Linked DNA regions of Homo sapiens: region 2 is linked to region 1. Evidence: chromatin contacts called from ENCODE Hi-C data. All regions are on one chromosome and are shown on one strand. Each heading gives the region's core, a stretch centred on a gene start or an enhancer-like site at or near the end of the contact. The rest is flanking DNA. Distances are from core to core; before and after follow the strand shown. Region 1 holds the start of TMC7 (transmembrane channel like 7). Region 2 holds the start of GPRC5B (G protein-coupled receptor class C group 5 member B).

What was found. A loop is a pair of places that touch in the nucleus more often than their neighbours do.
Region 2: a map of psoas muscle shows a loop between it and region 1 (5-fold over the local background). The contact joins the promoter of GPRC5B here to the promoter of TMC7 in region 1. A Hi-C loop is called at or near these places in 1 of 168 maps with a recorded cell type or tissue (psoas muscle).

Annotation. Positions count from the first base shown.
Region 1 is chr16:18,978,313-18,985,590 of GRCh38, forward strand. It overlaps TMC7 (transmembrane channel like 7), which reads left to right and starts at 5,622. Exons shown (of 16, transcript NM_024847.4): 1 at 5,622-5,818. The coding sequence starts at 5,752. RefSeq lists a silencer at 5,533-5,592.
Region 2 is chr16:19,881,886-19,889,306 of GRCh38, forward strand. It overlaps GPRC5B (G protein-coupled receptor class C group 5 member B), which reads right to left and starts at 2,963. Exons shown (of 4, transcript NM_016235.3): 1 at 2,842-2,963. RefSeq lists enhancers at 1-245, 246-975, 976-1,706 and a silencer at 3,222-3,516.

The DNA.
Region 1 (7,278 bases), core at 4,372-6,871:
CTGCATTAAGGCCAAAGATGATGGGGCCAGGAATTTACTTTTTTTTTTTGAGACGGAGTCTTGCTCTGTCACCCAGGCTGGAGTGCAGTAGCATGATCTCGGCTCACTGCAACCTCTGCCTCCTGGGTTCCAGTGATTCTCCTGCCTCAGCCTCCCTGGTAGCTGGGATTACAGGCATGAACCACCATGCCAGGCTAATTTTCGTATTTTTAGTAGAGACAGGGTTTCGCCATGTTGGCCAGGCTGGTCTCAAGCTCCTGACCTCAAGTGATCCACCCACCTCAGCCTCCCAAAGTGCTGGGATTACAGGCATGAGCCACTGCGCCCGGCCCATTAATATAATTTCTTAAAAAAAAATATGAGTGAGAGTGGCCCATGACAAAGCCCTCAGGAGGTCTTGAGAACATGTGCCTAGACCTCCTTTTCTGAGAGGTTTGCTCTGAGTGCTGATGCACAAGACTTGGACGAGGCAGGGAAGTGGTCAGGAGGCTGACCTTGCCTTGGCAGGGGTGGTGGTGCTGGGTAAGATGAGCCGCTGGAGGGAATTAGCAAAGAGGAGAGATTCCACTTTCCCTCTGAGCCATGGTCCTTTTCTCTATAACATGGAGTTGAAGGTTCCTACTGATGTCTTAGAGAGGATGAAGGTAAATGAAGGGGCACGTGGTAAGCGTTTGGCTCAGAGTAAGTTCTCAGTAAGTGACAGTTGTTGTTGTTTTTCCCCCTAATAGTAAAAGGGAGCCCTCACCAAGCTTATAGTCTACTGTGAGAAACAGATAGAACAATTGGCCGGGCGCGGTGGCTCACAACTGTAATCCTAGCACTTTGGGAGGCTGAGGCGGGTGGATCACAAGGTCAGGAGTTCGAGACAAGCCTGGCCAATATGGTGGAACCCCCATCTCTACTAAAAAACATAAAAATTAGCCGGGCATGGTGGTGTGTGCCTGTAGTCCCAGCTACTCAGGAGGCTGAGGCAGGAGAATCGCTGGAACCCGGGAGGGAGAGGTTGCAGTGAGTTGAGATTGGTGCCACTGCACTCCAGCCTGGGTGACACAGCAAGACTCCGTCTCAAAAAAAAAAAAAAAGAAAAAAGAAAGAAAAAAAGAAACAGAACAAATGGTAAAAATAAAGTGCTAGGATTGAGAAAGGCCATAGGGGGTGCTGTGGCGACATTTCTGTCTCTCCTTGAAATAAAGCCACACATGCCGGGTGCGGTGGCTCACGCCTGTAATCCCAGCACTTTGGGAGGCCAAGGCGGGCGGATCACCAGGTCAGGAGATGGAGACCAACCTGGCTAACACATTGAAACCCCATCTCTACTAAAAATACAAAAAATTAGCCGGGTGTGGTGGTACACGCCTGTAGTCCCAGCTACTTGGGAGGCTGATGCAAGAGAATCGCTTGAACCCAGGAGACAGGGGTTGCAGTGAGCTGAGATCGCACCACTGCACTCCAGCCTGGGCGACAGAGCAAGACTCCGTCTCAAAAAATAAAATAAAATAAAATAAAATAAAAAAGAAAGCAACACGTGAATTGATAATTCTGCCCGTCTTTCTGTCCTACTCACCATCCTTCTGTCTGAATTTCTTTGTATCCATCTATCTGCCTTCTTCCTCTTCTATTCCTTCTAACAGGAGATTTTAGTGACTGTTGCTTCCTGAAGAACTATCCTAACTATCCTATTTCTATTCCTGTAAAATTGTCTCCTGGGAGCAGGGAGTCTCCTTTGGGAGGCTGGCTCATTCTTCTGCTCCTAGAAAAATAACCGAGGTCTCTCTGGCTCAGGATGCAGAGCCAAGCCAGGGCCAGGTGCCAGGTGCCAGGTGCAGCCAGCAGGAAGTGCTGGATCTTCTCTCTAGGGTCACTGCACAGTCACCACTCACCTCCATCCCATTCCATCTTCCATATGCAGAAAAACTGGGTTCCTTTCCAGATCTGCAGGCTGGGACTGCGGGCTGGGAGGTGGCCTCCAGTAAGGAAGGGAAGAGGGAGGAATTGTCTCTCAGTAGAAATAGTCATCATTTCCTGACACTTCCCCTGTGCCACAGGTTTAAAGATCATTTTTTAACATTTGAGTATGTATCAGTAATATGTCTATGGAGTAAAAAAAGGGGTAATTAGTAAAAATTCCCCTGCCCTTGTCCTGAGATGTATGCTGCATTTAGAAACAGATACATATATATTCTTGCTTTTTTAACCCAAATGGTGGCTTACCTGATACACTTGTTCATCTTGTTTTTTTTGTTTGTTTTGTTTTTGAGATGGTGTCTCGCTGTTGTTGGAGGGCAGTGTCATGAGCATAGCTCACTGAACCTTGAACTCCTGGGCTCAAGCAATCCTCCTGCCTTAGCCTCCTAAGTAGCCAGGACTACAGATGTGTGCCACCACACCTGGATAATTTTTATTTTTGTAGAGATAGGGATCTCACTACGTTGCCCAGGCTGGTCTTAAACTCCTAGACTCAAGTGACCCTCCTGCCTCAGCCTCCCAAAATGCTGGGGTTATAAGCATGAGCTACCATGCCCAGCCTCCACCTTGCTTTTTCACTTAATAATATACCTTCTATAAATATAATTTTTGATACATCTCCATGTAGAGCTATGTAATTGCTGGACGGATGTGTCAAAATTTATTTAACCCCTCTCCGATCAATAGAAATTTAGGCTGCCCCTAGGCAGTTGTTGTTGCCACAGCCCTGGGACCTAAGCTCTAGTCTTATATCCCCATTTTACAGATGAGAAAACAGGCTCAGAAAGTTTGTGGCACATGGTCCAGCTCACATAGGAAATAATCAGAAACCAGGTTCCCATCCAGTGACCTTACCCTTAACCACAATAAAAACAGCTTTTATCAGCTGGGCACGGTGGCTCATGCCTGTCATCCCAGCACTTTGGGAGGCCAAGATGGGCGAATCACTTGAGGTCGGTGGTTTGAGACCAGCCTGGCCAACATGGCGAAACACCATCTCTACTAAAAATACAAAAATTAGCCGGTATGGTGGCAGGTGCCTGTAATCCCAGCTACTCGGGAGGCTGAGGCAGGAGAATTGCTTGAACCTGGGAGGCAGAGGTTGCAGTGAGCCAAGACTGTGCCACTGCCGCCAGCCTGGGCAACAGAGTGAGACTCTGTCTCAAAATAAATAAATAAATAAAAAATAGCTTTTATTTTGAGCCAGGAAATTACTTACCCACACACATAATTTTCTGTTTTGGAATAGTTTTGGATCTACAGAAAACCTTTGAGGATAAGATAGTGAGTTTTCACATGGCCCACGCCCAGTTTCCCCTACTATTAACATCCTACATCAATATGGTACATTTCTCACAATTAATGAACCAAGAGTGATACATGACTATTAACTGAAGTCCCTACTTTATTAAGATTTCCATAGTTTTTAATGTGTTTTAACTTGTGTTCCAGGAACTGAGTAGCTCAGATTATAGGCGTGCACCACCACATTCAGATAATTTTTAAAATTTTTTGGAGAGATGGGGTCTCACTGTGTTGCTCAGGCTAGTCTCCAACTCCTGGGCTCAAGCCATCCTCCTACCTCAGCCTTCTAAAGTGCTGGGATTATAGGCATGAGCCACTGCGTCCAGCCTTTTTTTTTTTTGAGACGGAGTCTCACTCTGTTGCTCAGGCTGGAGTGCAGTGGCACAATCTCGGCTCACTGCAAGCTCCGCTTCCTGGGTTCAAGCAATTCTCTGCCTCAGCCTCCTGAGTAGCTGGGGTTACAGGTGCCCACCACCATACACAGCTAATTTTTTGTATTTTTTTTAGTAGAGACAGGGTTTCACCATCTTGGCCAGGCTGGTCTCGAACTCCTGACCTTGCGATCCACCTGCCTTGGCCTCCCAAAGTGCTGGGATTACAGGCATGAGCCACCACACCCAGTCTCCAGCCTCCTTTTTTTTTTTTTTTAAATGACCTTGACAGTTTTGAGGAATACTAATCAGGTATTCTGTAGAATGCCCCTCAGTTGAATTTGTCTGATATTTTTCTTATGACCACAGAGGTAAAGTGCCCTTCTCATCCCATCGTAGGAAGGGTGCACACCATCCTCATGGCTTAATGTTGATGTTAACTTATTTACTTATTTACTTTTTTTTTTTGAGATGGAGTCTTACTCTGTTGCCCAGGCTGGAGTGCAGTAGTGCAATCTCGACTCACTGCAACCTCCGCCTCCTGGGTTCAAGAGATTCTCCTGCCTCAGCCTCCCTAGTAGCTGGGATTACAGGCGCCCGCCACCATGCCCAGCTAATTTTTTTGTATTTTTGGTAGAGACAGGGTTTCGCCATGTTGGCCAGGCTGGTCTCGAACTCCTGACCTCAAGTGATCCACCTGCCTCGGCCTCCCAAAGTGCTGGGATTACAGGTGTGAGCCACTGATCCCGGATGATGTTAACTTTGATCATCTGTCTGAGACAGTGTTTGTCAGGTATTATCTAATATAAAACCCACCCTCACCCTCTTCCACCACCACTTCCATACTGCACTCTTTTGGAAGGATGTCGCTATGGGCAACTCACACTTAAGGAGTAGGGAGCTAAGCTCCCCATCCTTAAAGTATCTACGTAAATGATTTCAAAATCTGCACAGGAGATTTCTCTCCATTTTCCCCATTTATTTATATTTAGCAATTACTTTTCTTTTTCTTTTTTTTTCTGAGATGGAGTCTCCTTCTGTCGCCCAGGCTGGAGTGCAGTGGCGTGATCTCGGCTCACTGCAACCTCTGCCTCCTGGGTTCCAGCGATTCTCCTGCCTCAGCCTCCCTGGTAGCTGGGACTACAGGCATGCACTACCATGCCAGGCTAATTTTGTATTTTTAGTAGAGACAGGGTTTCACCGTGTTGGCCAGGATAGTCTCGAACTCCTGACCTCAGGTGATCCTCCCGCCTCGGCCTCTCAAAGTGGTGAGATTACAGGTGTGAGCCACTGCGCCTGGCAATTTTATGTTTTTAACCTGCACACGAACAGAGGTAGAGATGAAACGAGGATATAGTGCAAAACGTAAAAGACAAACACTGCACGTGGTTTTCTCTTCACTCGGCCCTCTAGCTCCCCACCCAGAGCTACCACAGGTAGCCAGTTTTTTGCACCCTCTAGGGAGATAGCTTAGGCATTTACAAGCATGTACAAATATATTTTTTGGTTTCCTTTTTGTTCCCAAATGGTAACTTACTAGATGCACTGATTTGGAGTCTTGGGGTTTTTTGCGTGTGGACTTTTTATTTTTTAATTTTAAAGATGGGGGTCTCACTGTGTTGGCCAGGTTGGTCTCAAACTTGTGAGTTCGTGCGGTCCTCCAGCCTCGGACTCCCAAAATGCGAGGATTACAGACGTGAGCCACCACTCCCAACCAGTTATTTTTGTTATTTATTTCTTTATTAGATCAGGTTTGATTTTAGATGCAGGGGGTCCATGTGCATGTTTGTTACATGGGTGTACCGGGTCCTGGTGGAGACTGGGCTCCCAGTGCGCCCAATCTATTGTTATTTTTTAAGCTCAGTGAGACATCAGGGAGGTCGCTGCTTGTCGCCACCGCTGGATGGAGCCTTGCCGGATCTCCCGGGCTCTGCAGCCCCTCTGCGGTCCCTGATGCTCGGCTCCTCGCGGGGGCGCCCCACTCCGGCTTCTGTGATGTCAGCGCCGGAACCTGGAATCCCGGCTCCGCGAGGGAAGGCCGGGGAGGCGGCGGCGGCGGCGGCGGCTGGAGAGGGTCCTCGGCAGCCTCTGAGGAGCGCGGGGCGCGGCCATGAGCGAGTCCAGCGGCAGTGCGCTCCAGCCCGGCAGGCCCAGCCGGCAGCCGGCGGTCCATCCAGGTAGGGCGGCAGGGAGCGCGCGCGGGGACGGTGCCCCTGGGGTCCGAGGGCGCACGGAGGGAGCCGGGTGCTGGAGGCTCGGCCTGGCCGCTGTTCCCTCCCACCCCCGACGCCGGGTGCTCCCGGCTCTGGGGAACAGCAGGTGGGAAGGAGATCTTCCTTATTCCTGCTCCCTCCACAAACGCGTCCTCATCCAATCCAGTGGAACCCAGCCGGGCCAAAAGGACACGAGAACTGCAGTCTGGACCGTGGTGGGTTTGTCTTCCAGCTGTTGACCGAGACAGTCTTTCAATAGCCTCATCTGCTGTTAAATGAAAGGATTTGAGCACCCCCTCCACGCCTAACATTCTGGTATGAGGTGCCTGCCTCCCGGACATTTCAGCCTTCACATACAGTTAGACCAACTTGAAACCGAATTCTGCCTTGTCTGTTTATTGCTGTGGGACCTTTGGTAAGTGGCTTGCCTTCTCTGAGCCTCAGATCCTTCAGCAGTAAAATGGGAATAGAATGGGGCGGGGATTAGCTGAGAATCGTGTGATGTGTCTAGCACAGTGCCTGGCATTGTGGCTAGACAGTCACAATAAATGGTAGCCAGCCAAGTATTATAATCTTTTGTATCGGGTAGAATTACAGTAAAGTATACAGCTCCATGAATTTCTACAGAAATATGTACAACGGCTGCCCAGTCAGGATAAAAAAGTTGCCAGCACTCAGGCAGGGTTCCTTGTAGCATTTGGAGCTTACGAATCTTGTCCTGAACAAAACACAAGACCCTGCTGTAAAGTTTTATCTGCAATGTTTTCTCTTTTTCAGTTTTAGAATAGAGATTTACTGAAACCAAGGATGTAGGGCCGGGCGTGGTGGCTCACGCCTGTAATCCCAGCACTTTGGGAGGCTGAGGCGGGTGGATCACGAGGTCAGGAGTTCAAGACCAGCCTGGCCAAGATGGTGAAACCCCATCTCTACTGAAGATACAAAAATTAGCCAGGAGTGGTGGTGGGTGCTTGTAATCCCAGCTACTTGGGAGGCTGAGGCAGAGAATAGCTTGAACCCGGGAGGCGGAGGTTGCAGTGAGCCGAGATTGCGCCACTGCACTCCAGCCTGGGCGACAGACCAAGACTGTTTCAAAAAAAAAAAAAGAAACCAAGGATATAGAATAAAACATGAGTGTAGATTTGGTCATTGAGGCCTTCAAATTGGATTGTTCCCAATGTCCAGAAGAAAAAAAAAATTTAGAAGAGACCCAAATCAGAAAACAAAAGTTGGGGTGGATTCAATGCGAATTATTTTCTAGCTCAATATTAATACTGCTTATGTCAGCTGAATTTCAGCCTTTCAATAACAGCTAGTCAAGTATTTTTTTAGTTGGTTCCTATTAATAGTCATCTTATTTTAGTGGAATCCATTATATTGAAGATGTCAAGTTCCTCATTTCCCATACAAAGAATGTGAGATTCATC
Region 2 (7,421 bases), core at 1,713-4,212, 900 kb after region 1:
ACTAGCCCCCATTTCTCCCAGCTCCTGACCTCAAGGCGTTTCTGCTGCATCCCTGTTCTGAATCCCTCACGTGTGGCAGAGGCTCAGGATGGGGCTGCAGAGCCAGATCCCCATGCACCCCAGCATCATAGTCTGTCCCAACTCACTCCTGCTGGAGCCTCTGGTCCATTTCCTGCTCTGCAGGATTAAACTGTTACAAGGTTTCCTGACTTCAGACCCGCTCTTTCCCACACCCCCAATTCTCACCCTCTGATATCTTTTCCGAGTTACAGGATCTCATCATCTTCATTTCCCAATGCTGACTAGACCACTGGCCCATTTGAGGGCTCTCAAATTAAAAAATCCTCATAGGTTAGTAAACAGGGTTGCAAGAACACAAGCTCTGTGATCCATGAATATGCAAAGCAGCTCCAGTCCTGTAAATAAAAGCAATCATTGAAATGCAAATTGCATCCTTGGCTGCCCGATCCACAGTGGTTGGTTCCTCTCAGGCTGTAATTCCGAGAAGAAAATGTGACTAAGCGGAACCCCCAGGAAGCTCTGCGAGAAAGTGCTTACGGGGCCGTGGGCTCCGGGGGGCTCCGTTAGAGTGGATAAAAACTGTATGAAAGCAGGGAGTGGATTTTAAAACCTGAGCTGCTCCTCCAGTTGGCTTGCAGTGGCTGGCTAGGCTCAAAGCGGTCCCCCAAGGCTGGACAGAGCCCCTTGGAGGCTCCCAGCGTCTCTCTATCCCCATGGGCAGAATGGAAAGGGGGGCTATTTTCCATTTCCTTGTCAACGTCAGGGGAGCTTCTACAAATCAGATCCCATGGCCTCCCACTCAAAACCCTCCAAGGGTTCACTGGTCCAAACAGAATAAACCCTAAACTCCTTTCCATGACCCAAAAGATCATGATCTGGCTGGTCCCTACCATTCCCCTATCCCCACCCCCAAATCTGCCTACAGCTCCAGCCACAATGGCCTTTGTTCAGTTCCTCTAAGCTCATTCCCACCTCCAAGCTTTTGCAGGCACAGTGCCTTCCTCCTGGTTCAGTCTTCCTCCAAGACCTCCCAGCGGAGGGCCCCTCTTCTAGCTGGGCTCCACTCAAATGTCACTCCCGGAACAGTCATCTCAGGTACATACACCCCTGTCACCTTCTTTTACATCACCCCATCTTATTTTCCTGGCCGTCCTCACCCCAATCGGATTTCATAGCCATTTGCTATGGGTTTGTTTAATGTTTGTCCACTCACTTCCCCAGCCCCGGGAGAGCAGGGGTTTTGTCCGTTTTATACAAGGCACCCAGTTCTGTCCCTGGCACGTTTCTTGAAATAACATATTAATCCAGTAAAGATTCTGAGTTTATCTTTCTAACAAAACTGCCTGTCTTGCTGCCTGTGCCCCCAAATGGCGGCTCCTTCCTCCTGGAATCTCCTTCCCTTCCCAACTCAGCTGACCCCTTTCCAGGCTTAGAGCAGGGAGCAGATAGCAAACTGTTCACTCCACAGTCTTAGATACCAAACTGGCCGGGAGGGCTTCCAAACGACAGATGCCAATTTGCATTCTATTTACATGTCATTTGCATGCAGTTTAACTCAAAGCCTGGATCCTCCGCAAGCCCGAGTCCCCACCGAAGAAACTTCTGAATTAAGAAGGTTCCTTGGCTGAAGTGCCGGGGTTTTTGTGCCAGATCCCTCCCCCACTTCTCTTGTCTTTGCGGGGTCCCCCAGGGCTTTCTGGGCTCTGTTCAGGTGCCCCCCGGCCTGGTGCAGTTGGGCGGCCAATGTGGCGCGTGGGCTGGGGCCCCAGGCGGGGACGCCGCTGCCCGCCACACTCCAGGGGCCTTTGTCCGCGCTCCAAGGAGCCGCCCCCTTAGCGAACGGGGGACGGAAAGGGAGGACTGGCTAGGCCTGGGTGTGACAGAGCAAGGACGGAGGAGTGAACCCGCTGCACGGGGGAGATTTCTGGGGCAAGGTCGTTGGCCCCTTCCCAGGCTGTTCAACCGGCTGCCCGGGGCCAAGGCGGGTGCGGGCTCCTCCCGCGCGCTCCCTTTTCGGCCTAAGCGCTAGGGACCCCGGGATGTGTGGGGTCCTTGTGGGGCTGGAAGCCTGTGTCCCCCAAGGAGAGGGGACCGAGAACAGGTCTAGTCCTTATCTCCAGCCTAGCCGCCTCTTCCAGAGGTCCAAGTGCCCCCTGTCTGGAAGGGAAACGCCACTGCCCCCCCCGCCATTGTATGCAGCCGCCCCCTCCTCCCCACCCCTCCCCGTCATTCGTCCCCAGCCCAGGTCTCAGCTCTGCCATCTCCCACCGCCGTGTCCCCCCCTCCCCTTGCTGAGTAATGCGCACTCAAGCCGGCTGCGGGCTTGACCCCCAGCCCCCGCGACAGGTGCGGCTGTTCACCCCCAAAGTCCAGCCCTTGTGCCCCCGGCTGCGTCTGCCCTGTCCACAGTCAGCCCCCAACGCGGCCCCAGGACCAGCCCGCAGCTCCTCACACATGACGAGTCACTAGGACACGGCTGGGCTCCTTTACCCTCCCAGCTGCCCTTCACCTGTGGTCGCCCCCACACCCTCCTGGGAGACTTGGATCTCTACCTGGTCCGGGCACAGTCTCCCTCCCCCCGTAAAGGTCCCCAGATCCTCCCCTCCCCCGCCCACCCCTCTACGGCTCTGCTCTCGTCGCACCGTGGTTCCCCTCGCCCAGATTCCACATCTCCCCCAGCAATAAACTCCCTGGCTTGGGTTGGGGGGGCGCTTAGAAAAACACAAGAAGCGGACCCCCCAATTCTCCCAAATCCACGGCGGGAAAAGTTTCTGGGGTCCCCACAGCGTCCTCCACTGCATCGGCGCAGCTCGCACTTACCGACCCCCGCGGCCCCGCAGCGCCGACGCTCCAGCTGGCCTTCGGCCCGAGTCACATCTCTGCGGCGCGGCCGCGGCCCCCGCTCCACGCACGCCCGCCTGCGGGTCCAGCTTCACTGCAGCGCCTGCCAGAGTCGCTGCCGCGCGAGGCGCCCCCTGGCCCGGCCCGCGCTGCTGCAGCGGCCGCGGCCCCGCCCCCGCCCCCGCCCCCGGCCGGCCCCGCCCCCGGGCCTCCGAGCCCCACCCCCGGTCCCGCCGGCGGTTCCGCGCGGGGCTAGGCGCCGTCTGCATGCACCCCCGGAGCCCAAGCTCGTAGCTTCTAGCCCGGATCTCAGAGACGATTCCCCCGACCTCGTGCCCCCAATTCGGGGACATTCCCCCCACAACGTCAGTGCGCCCGTAAGCAGTCCAGACGAGCCGGGCAACTCCCCAGGGTAGATCCATTTGCGGGAACACTCCCCTAGCCAATACACTTACCGAGGGAGGTATCGCGACCCAGGGGTCCCAGCGCGGAAGCCTTCCTGCCCCCAGGCCACGCTCCAAGGGGGGTTCATAAGCAGTAACTTCCCCGAAACACACCAGCACCAGGTCCAGGACGCAGAGAGGATCGATCCCGCCCGGTGCCTCTCGAAGTCACCAACGCCCCGGTATACACCTAGGCGCACACACACCGCTAGGCCTCCTCCAGGCAGGTTCCTCCTGGACACACTCTTCTCTCTCCTCACTGCCCAACTCCCAGATGTCGTTGTCCGTTTACGCACACTGGGACCAACACCCGCTTCCTTGGCCCCTCGAAACACACACGTCCAGTCGGTGCACCCCTCACGTGGGTCCCTACGCAGGATCGCCACCACCCCTACCGCACACATCACCCACGTACGCACATGTCCACTGCCCTTCAGGGCTCACACACTCAGCGGCCCGGGCCACTGGCCGTGCGCTCCGCAGACGGTCAGGGCACAGCCCGGACGCGTGTCCGCTGGGCGGCCGTGGGACCTGCTTGAAGGAGGGGTCCGGGGCAGCCGTCTCTGAGTCCCCCTCACCCCGTCCTAGTCCTCAGGCCTCTCCGAGGTCGCATTGCTTCGACCAGGCCTGGGAGCTGCGCTCCGGCACCCCATATGGGGCTGGTTCCCTGGGTGACCTTCAGACCATCAAACCCTGGCAGTCTCAGGTGGCCCCCCGCCAAAGCCAGAAACAGACCTTTGAGCAGCATCCCTTCCCTGCACTCCAGATTCTCAGGGTGAGATTTCCTTTCTCCCTCCGCGGTGCGCCCCCCAATCTCTACCCCCGTCGCCGCAACCATCCCAGCCACATAAGACCAAAAGGGATAGGACGGACCCCTGCTCCCCTCTCCCGGGGGCTGCAGGAAGGGGAGATGCAGAACACCTCCTTCTGGGAATAGTGGCAGCCCCTGATCTTTGGGGACCGTGGCCCTTCCAGATACTCCCATCCCTCCCTGCCAGCCTCCCAGTTCCGGTCCGGTTAGGCCACATCCCCCTTGGGCACGCATCTCTGGGATACCTTTTATTATATTCAAGGGAAAATGGAAAGGAAGAACCATAATGGCAGTTTTTCGCCCCACTCCTGGTTTATTTGCATGGATCCTCAGAGCCCAGAACAGTTCCAGGCACAGTAGGCGCTCATTAAATGTTTGCGGGACGACCCAAAGTGTGTTCCCGCCAGACTGCGCAATTGGAAAGTGGATGGGCACTGTCACCTGGTGGCAGCTCTTGGAACTGACGCCGAGATCCTTTTGTCAACGTGGGCAAGTTCACTTTCGTGAGCCACATGTCCTCAACGTCTGCAAAATGGAGATCTTTTTCATCGCACATGCCTATTGGGGTTGTTGTGAAGGTCTAACACGTGCTAACATATAAAGTGCTTCACGCAGGGTCTGGCATGTGGAAAATCCTTAATATGAGCTGATTAACATTGCAGTTACGGTTATATTCCCTTTCCCACTTGTTTTACAGAGGACCCTGACTGTGATGGTCAGTTTCACTTTGGGTGATGATACCACAGGGAGCACAGAGTGAAAATGAAGGAGGACATTGAGTGGCAGGTGCATTCCTTCCCTCCAAAAAGTTCAAACACCCATGGATGATAATAATAACAATAATAGCTGAGTACATAGTGCTTTCTGTGTGCCAGGAGCTATTCTAAGTGTTTTAAATTCTTTAATTCATTTAATCCTCCCAGTTACCCTTTAGGCCAGAGACTGTTATTCTCCCTGTTTTACAGATGGAGACACTGAGGCCAAGAGGGGTTAAGTACTGCCCCGGGGTTAGACGGTTGGCAAAGACAAAATCCAATCCAGGCCATCTGGCTCTGCAGGCCATATTATCCACCAATGGTTAGACTGGTGTCATTTGCTGTCAGGTCAGACATTGTCACAGAGGAACCTCACCTCCCAGGAGAGTTCACTGGGTCTCCAGCCTTGGAGAGAATGGCTCCAGGAGGTCCAGGGAGCCATGTCAGGCTCTCAAGTGCCCAGTTCACTTTGTCTAATGAAAACCAGTGGCTTCCCTGGCTCTATTCCTCACCTGAGAAATGGTCAGTGCACTGCCCATGGCTTCCCACTGACAAATGTCATGGTATGTGTATTAATTTCATACTGCTATGAAGAAATACCCAAGACTGGGTAATTTATAAAGAAAAAGAGATTTAATGGACTCAAAGCTCCACATGGCTGGGTAGGCCTCACAATCATGGTAGAAGGCAAAAGAGGAGCAAAGTCACGTCTTATATGGTGGCTATATGGTGGCAGGCAAGAGTGCATGTGCAGGGGAACTGCCCTTTATTAAACCATCAGATCTTGTGAGACTTATTCACTATCATGAGAACAGCATGGGAAAAACCCACCCCCATGATTCAATTACCTCCCTCCAGGTCCCTCCCATGACATGTAGGGATTATGGGAGCTACAATTCAAGATGAGATTTGGGTGGGGACACAGCCAAACCATATCAGTGTGTAATTAGATATTTGCATGGCTCTCTGCTTGGTGTCTGTCTCCCCTACAAGACTGTATCTCAGTGCTGTGCCGTCCAATCTACACTGTCTGATAATGGCAGCCGCTAAACATGTGCCCACTAGGCACTTTATATGTGACTTGTATGACTACAGGATTGAACTTTCAGTTTTTGTTTGTTTGTTTTTTTTTAGATGGAGTCACTGTCACCCAGTCTGGAGTACAATGGCGCTATCTCGGCTCACTGCAATCTCCACCTCCTGGGTTCAAGTGATTCTCCTGCCTCAGCCTCCTGAGTAGCTGGGATTACAGGCGTCCACCACCATGCCTGGCTAATTTTCGTATTTTTAGTAGAGATGGGGTTTCACCATGTTGGTCAGTCTGGTCTCGAATTCCCGACCTCAGGTGACCCACCTGCCCAGGCCTCCCCAAGTGCTGGGATTACAGGCGTGAGCCACCGAGCCCGGCCTCAGTTTTATTTATTTTTAATTGATTTAAATTTAGGCTGGACATGCATGATGACTCATGTCTATAATCCAGCACTTTGGGAAACTGAGGTGGGAGGATTTCTTGAGGCCAGGAGTTTGAGGCTGCAGTGAGCTATAATTGCACCCATGCTCTCCAGCCTGGGTGACAGAGTGAGACTCTGTCTCTTAAAATAAATAAATAAGTAAATAAATAATCAATAACCACATGTGGCTACTGTATGCATAGCATATCCTTAAGCTTGATGAGGACAAGAACTATGTCTATTGTTTATCCTGGCATCCAGTGCGTGGCACAGGGCATGGCTCATCGAATATTTGTTTACTAAAAGAATAGTTAACTTTGGGAGGTCAAGTTAGCAGGATTGCTTGAGGCCAGGGAGTTTGAGACCAGCCTGAGCAGCATAGGGAGACCTGTCTCTACAAAACATTAAAAATTAGCCAGGCATAGTGGCGTGCACCTGTAGTCCTAGCTACTCAGGAGGCTGAGGCGGGAGAATCGCTTAAGCCCGGGAGGTCGAGGCTGCATTGAGCTGTGATCATGCCACTACACTCCAGCCTGGGCAACAGTGCAAGACTCCATCTCAAAAAAAAAAAATTTTTTTTAAGAAAATAAAAAAAAGAATAATTGAATTCCAGCTTTGCTTTCCCCTTTCAAGTATGTCTATTCTGTGTCCAGACCTTTCATGATCATCCTCTTGTCTCTGCTAATAAGCAGAACATCTCCTAAAGGAATGTGGCACTCAGGGCTTTGGAGTTGTCAAAGTCGATTTCCATGAATCATCTTGCCTGAACAACAGAACCTTCTGAGGTTGGTGTCTGTGTCGCATGTGGTAAAATGAGGCTTGGGAAGGTTGAGGGACTTTCCCTTGGTCTCACAGCTGTATGTGTCAGAGGCAGGACTCAAACCCAGTTACCCATGGTCTTCTCACTTTCCACTGTGATCCCAGTGCCTGACCATGGGACCTCAGCAGGGTCTCTTCAGTGCCAGGCTCTGTGCCTGATCCCGTTGGTGGTCCCTAGATGGATATGGTGTGATCTTGCACTCAGGATGCTCCATGTCAATGGAGGAGGTTGACCTTCTCGGTAGAGTGTGAGGGGGGTTAGGACAGGGCACTGTGGAAG